2 separate regions of the Homo sapiens genome follow, and region 1 is linked to region 2. Evidence: chromatin loops called from intact Hi-C (ENCODE). Cell type or tissue: K562. All regions are shown on one strand. Links, peaks and the distances in the headings refer to the core of each region. The heading gives the core; the rest is flanking DNA.

Region 1 (2,906 bases), core at 272-2,771, 630 kb before region 2:
TGGGGTTTTGTTGTTGAAGGCTTTGCTTTTACCACTTTCTCTTAGGCTTTGGAGGTAATAATGCCTAACTCCTCAGATCACTCGAAGGATTAGATGAGATGATGCAAGTACACTCTACTTTGTAAAATGAAAACCTAATGGACTGTGTAGCCTCATGGCTGTTACTGCTAGCACTTCAACACACCCATGTCTCTCAATCCTTCGGTTTCCTGTGCCCACCAGGGCATCTGTCTGTTGAGTTTCATGAATCATCTGCTGGCACCCAGCAATGCACATGTACAGGTGATTTAAGGCCTGGTGGTGGGGAGAGGGCAAAAGGGAAGACAGGCTGGACAAGGTGAACTCGTGGGGATCACAGTTCAGTGGTCACCTGAGTTATGAGTCTCTCCCCCAACGGATCTTTTCCCTCTGTGAATTTCCATTATGTCACCCAGTGTATTTCATCTGTGCTAAAGGAGAATACACTGATACAAATGTGCACCACCCCTCCCCAACCCTTGTATTTCTGATGTTAAGGCCTCTCTGGCTTATATTGCCTAGAGGGGACCCAGTGAGATAGTGGATCAGCTGTCCTGTTTAAAATCTGAACAGATCTCTTAAGTCACAGGAAGCCGAACCCCAGAACAGTGGTATCCAAACCTGGTTTTGTGACATCCCTTTCTTCCTGAGCATCTCTGGTTGTTTCAAAGAGTGACCCAATGATCTCCTAAATTTCCAAAGCAAAATAAGTCACAATAGTTTAAAAATACATACAGCACGGGAGGTGCTTAAGAGGAGATGAGTGTCTCCAACTAAATGAGTGATAGTGACGGAGCAACTCACCTATGTGGCCAGGTGCTTTTTGGGGTTTGAAACTAGAGAATGGTCCTGAGAGGTTGAAATTGCACCAGGATGTTTAGCCATGCTACCTTCTTGCTGTGTGGGATAAAGAATGGAGCCACAGCCTCTTAAAACCTGATGTGACATCTAGGAGACAGAAATGAAAAAGGCAACCCTTCTGGCCAGGCACGGTGGCTCACGCCTGTAATCCCAGCACTTTGGGAGGCCGAGGCGGGTGGATCACTTGAGGCCAGGAGTTCAAGACCAGCCTGGCTAGCATGGTGAAACCCTGTCTCTACCAAAAATACAAAAAATTAGCCAGACATGGTGGCACATGCCTGTAATCTCAGCTACTTGGGAGGCAGAGGCACAAGAATCGCTTGAACCCAAGAGCAGAGACTGCAGTGAGCCGAGTTTGCACCATTGCACTCCAGCCTGAGTGACAGAGTGAGACTCTGTTAAAAAAAAAAAAAAAAAAGCCCTTTTAGGGAAATTGAACTCTAGCCTTGGTCTACCTGGTTTCCAGACCCAATGGAAAGTGTGTCTCAGACCCGAGTGCCTGCATGCAAAGATTTCCAGATTTCTCTGGCACATTCCTTTTCCAACCTTTTCACTTACCATGTTTATTTTTACTGTTTGTTTTTTTCTCACTGCTATTCTACTATAATTGTGCCCAATTTGGTGATTGGGACAAAAAAGGCACGGAAACTGGGTTGTAGCTTGCCCAGATACTCTGCTAATTTCTACCTTCTTCTGGGGGTGGAGTTTAGGACTTCCTATGCCCCCTCCGCCCCACCCAGGCTTCCCTCCTCCCCAGAAACTTGAAACTCTCCTGGGAGGGTGGCCACCCGCATACAGGCTCCCCAATATATGCACCTTGGCCCTCTCCAAAGGGCCTCCTTTTTGCCCCTCCCCACCCTCAACCACAGACACATCTTTAAAACCTTGTCTTGAATGTTCACCAGACTCTAACATGTGTCCACGTGTCCCCCGGGGCTCCCTCCTGCCTGGCTGTCTGCCTCCTGCAGGTCTGTCTGCTTATGTGCACCGACACGGCAAACACACATGGTGCACCAACATTTCAGCCCAGTGTTGCTTTGAACAAGGCCTTCCAGGGGATCAGAAATGTGGACAGCAGATGTCAGAGGTGACCCACCGTCTGCTGTTTATGGGAGTTGCTCATTCCCTGGGTCAGGGAATGTGTACAGAGACTGTCACAGCCAGCGCAATGAGCATCCAAGAGGTTGTCACTGGTATCTCCCTGGGAACTGGACCACGATTTAAAAAAAAAAAAAAAGCTTGCCTAGAACACAGACACGCTAGGGTAACTGTAGATCTTACATTCACACACATCCTGGGCTTGACATCCTTGCCTTCAGCAGCTTGGCAGACAGAAAAATAACAGTTTGTTTTCTGTGTGATCAGAGTTAACTTAACCAACCCCTGCCAAGCTCTTCTCTTTGTCAGGAGAAAGAGTCAGAGGGAAGTGAGGGCATGCAAGTAAGCGCGAGGGGGTGGCGGACGGAGAGCCAGGTGAGGAGAGGCAGCCGGAGAAAAACAGTGCTGGGAAGCTGGCCGGTGAGTGTGGAGCCAGGTGATGTGCCAGGCATCTGACAGCCGTCAAGGAAGGGCAGCTGGCAAGGGATTGCCAGGAACCGGAGGGCAGAAAAACAGGGAGATTTGGGGCAACAAACGACATAGTCAGTGGCTGGAACTTGCTGGGGATGCCCTTGTGAGCCCTGCCGCGGGAGCAGTCATTCTCAAAATTTAGGATGCATCCAGACCACCTGTAGAACTTATTAAATACAGATTGCTGGCTTCAGCCCTGGAGTTTCTGATTCTGTAGGTCTGCGCAAGGCTAGAGATTTGGCATTTCTAACAAGTTCCCGGATGCTGCTGGTCAGGAGCCCAAACTCTGAGAACCACTGCACTCAGGGAAGCCCAAAGCTGACTTGCTTTAACCTCTTCCAATATGGCATCCACCAAGAGCAAAAGCTTTATTCATGGGAAAGGTCATTCAGTGCTTGGAGAAGCACGGAGACTCTGCTCTCCTCTCTCCAGGCAGGAGGTAAGAAGTGAAAGCAGAA
Region 2 (2,906 bases), core at 257-2,756:
TCCTCTGAAATTTTTTTTAATGTTGAGAGAGGAGAGGCGGAATATTTATTAGTGCGGAAATGGGACTTGTCGGAGCCTGTGAACGCCCCCACACGTGTCTGTTCTCAAGGAACAAGAAAGACAAGTTAAGGAATCTAAGACCCTTGTGAGCCATGAAGCAGTCTCTCCAGAAATAAAATGTGTACCCAAGCAGGGGCTCCAATCAAACACTTCCACCAGCTAGAAAAGGGGGCCGCCAGAGGGGAAAATCCAGCCCAGCTCCTACCACCACCCCCGGCCCCACTGCACCGTGGACAGTCCACCCCAGCCCTCTCACACCTGACCAAGTACTGCCATCCTTCGCCCCTCCCTGCTGCCCTAGGGCCAGAGGGGCTAAGGCAGCTCAGAAATAGGCTAATTCGGGTACAGGGAATGCTTCCTGCAGGAGGCATCACCTCACAGAGAGCTCTGGGGTCTTTACCCGCTGTGTTCAGGTCTGGCCTGGGCAGCTTTGAGCCTCGTGGCCTTCTTCCCTGCTCACTCCCTCATTCATTCAGGGACCACCCTCCCTCCATGTGCCAAGACAGTGCTGGATCCCATGGGGAAAGAGAGATGAGTAAGACCCTGTCCTTGTCCCCCATCATGGCTGAAAGGGACAACGGGCAACCAAAAGTCGCATTTCTGTGTCGTGTTACTGTGTCGTGAACTTTGACTCAGTGACCTCATCTCAGGTTCCAGGGTGAGAGCTGGTTTCAGAGCTGCATTGCACAGAAGAAGAAACTGAGTCCCAGAGAGATGAGCGGTGGCCCAGCCTGAGCCTGACCCGCAGACTTCGCTCCACACGCTTCCACCCTCCTGCCCGCGGCTAAGCGGCAAGGCTGGTCCTTCGGCCATCGGAGGAGTGGGTTGGATCCTCAAGACAGAGACACGACTACTGGCTGGAGTCCTCAGCTCTGAGGGTGCGGACTTCCACCCACAGTAGTTTCTCACACAAACCAAAAGTCCCCTCCGAAGAGCAGCCCCAACCAGGCGGAGGGGACAGATAACCCGTTTCTGAAGGCTGAAGCAAAGTGGAGAAGTCAGGCGGCCTGAACCAGAGCTCAGAACTGAGGTCCTCGCTGGGGCTGCCCAGGACCACCTTCAAAAGCCACCGTCTGCAAGAGTAACCCACCCCCCCCCCCACCGACAACTCCTGCCACACTCTGTATACCCCAGGGGCTGGACATGTCCGTCTAAAGAGGCTTTCTTGAGGAGAAGAAGAAGATTCTGGCCTAGGCTCGCCCTATCCAATTCTCTCCACACCTTCCTGTCCACCCAGTCCCCCAGGGGAAGCCAATAACCCCTGCAGCTCTGTGGCTGAGGCCATCCCTGCCTCATGTGTTGGTCTCTCCTGCCCTCTGGTGGACAGATCCCAGCAGTGCATCCTGCATAACCCAAATGGAATCACCTTTCCTTCCAGAGCCTCTTCAATCTCTGTTCCTCTTCCCACAGGATCCTGTATCTGGGCCCTGCACCTCCAGGGCCATACTGAAGGTGGAGGTTGCTCTCTGCTCCCTCACTCCCATTCCCCTTATCTCCTCCTACAAATCAAGACCACCTCCTTTCTGACCCCAGCATTCGGGGACCTTCTGGCCTAGCGTCCAGCTCCTTCTGCGTAACTGGTGCCCTGCCCCTGATGCTACTGGGCCTCCCCTGCACCATGACCCCTTCTCCCTGGGTCTCCTTGCCTGGATCTCATCCCTGCTGCCTGCCTGCCAGTCTGGTCTCCTCCCCCACTGAAGGCTCTGATCGTAGGTAAGAGGCTGACCTGGCCCTAAATGCCCAGCTGTGGCCACCAGCTTCAAGGCTCTGGGCAGCCTGTTTCTGAGCCTCTGCTTCCTTGGGCTTGCTGGATTTGCTTGCTGGCCTTGGTTCAACCGACTTCAATTTAACTGGCATTAACCAAGCAGCTCTGCTCTTTAGTAGACATTGTCCTAGGAGCAAAGAGAATAACAGAGGTGAACAGGCTGCAAATCAGTCTACCAGGGAAGGCAGACACAGCAAGAGGTACCCGAGCAGAACGTGCTGGGTGCTGAACCAGGAAGAGCGTCTGAGGACAGCAGGGCCTGGGAGCCCCAGGGAGAGGATTCATGGGGAAAGTGACCTGAATCCTAGGCCGATGGGGGAGCAGGCTCCCCGGCACGGAGCAGAGGGGATGCTGGCTGTGACAACCACCACTACTGAGCACGCCTTTACCTACACTATTCTCACCTCGCCCTAATGCTGAAGTTAAAGCTGATATTATCCTGCTTTTGAAAGATAATAGAGCGTCAGAGCATTAGGGCAGACAGCCCCGGGTCTCATCGCTAGCAAGTGACTTGAACCTGGTGCCACATTCAAGGCACCATTCTGTTGCTTCCCTAGCAGAAGGCAGAGCGTGAGCAAACGTGTGGAGGCTGGAAGTGGCAGCCCACTCAGGAATAGAGAGTGTTTCCAGGCAGGCTGAGACAGCGCCATGTGAGCATGGGACCTGCACTCTCAGAGCCACACAGAGGGCGGATGAGGAGGGCAAGACGAGGGGTGGGTGACCGCATGGCCCTCACTCTCACCCTTCCCTTTTTTTTTTTTTTTTTTTGAGATGGAGTCTCGCTCTGTCGCCCAGGCTGGGGTGCAGTGGCATGATCTCTGCTCACTGCAACCTCCATATCCCAGGTTCAAGCTATTCTCCTGCCTCAGCCTCCTGAGTAGCTGGGACTGCAGGCATGCACCACCATGCCCGGCGGATTTTTTGTATTTTTAGTAGAGACGGGGTTTCACTGCATTAGCCAGGATGGTCTTGATCTCCTGATCTCATGATCTGCCCGCCTTGGCCTCCCAAAGTGCTGGGATTACAGGTGTGAGCCACCGTGCCCGGCCCTTCCCTCCTTATTCTAAAAAAAAACCTTTGG

The links. A loop is a pair of places that touch in the nucleus more often than their neighbours do. Peaks named below come from ENCODE experiments on the same cell type or tissue, not always from the same donor. Only the 100,000 strongest peaks of a DNase experiment are listed, where the experiment ranks them.
Region 1: it touches region 2 in a loop (2.7-fold over the local background); 3 of 110 quality-filtered maps call a loop at or near these places.

Annotation. Positions count from the first base shown.
Region 1 is chr7:132,320,576-132,323,481 of GRCh38, reverse strand. All of the region lies in intron 3 of PLXNA4 (plexin A4), which reads left to right. Among named protein-coding and RNA genes, the nearest start is that of PLXNA4-AS1, 30 kb to the left of the region's middle. In K562, for the core only: no CTCF peak of the experiment used is centred there; a DNase peak (open chromatin) is centred at 1,830; H3K27me3 peaks cover 1,202 bases.
Region 2 is chr7:131,687,780-131,690,685 of GRCh38, reverse strand. No RefSeq gene overlaps it. Among named protein-coding and RNA genes, the nearest start is that of PODXL, 130 kb to the right of the region's middle. RefSeq lists a silencer at 1,357-1,406. In K562, for the core only: a CTCF peak has its summit at 1,373 (motif pointing left); a DNase peak (open chromatin) is centred at 1,345; H3K27me3 peaks cover 2,332 bases.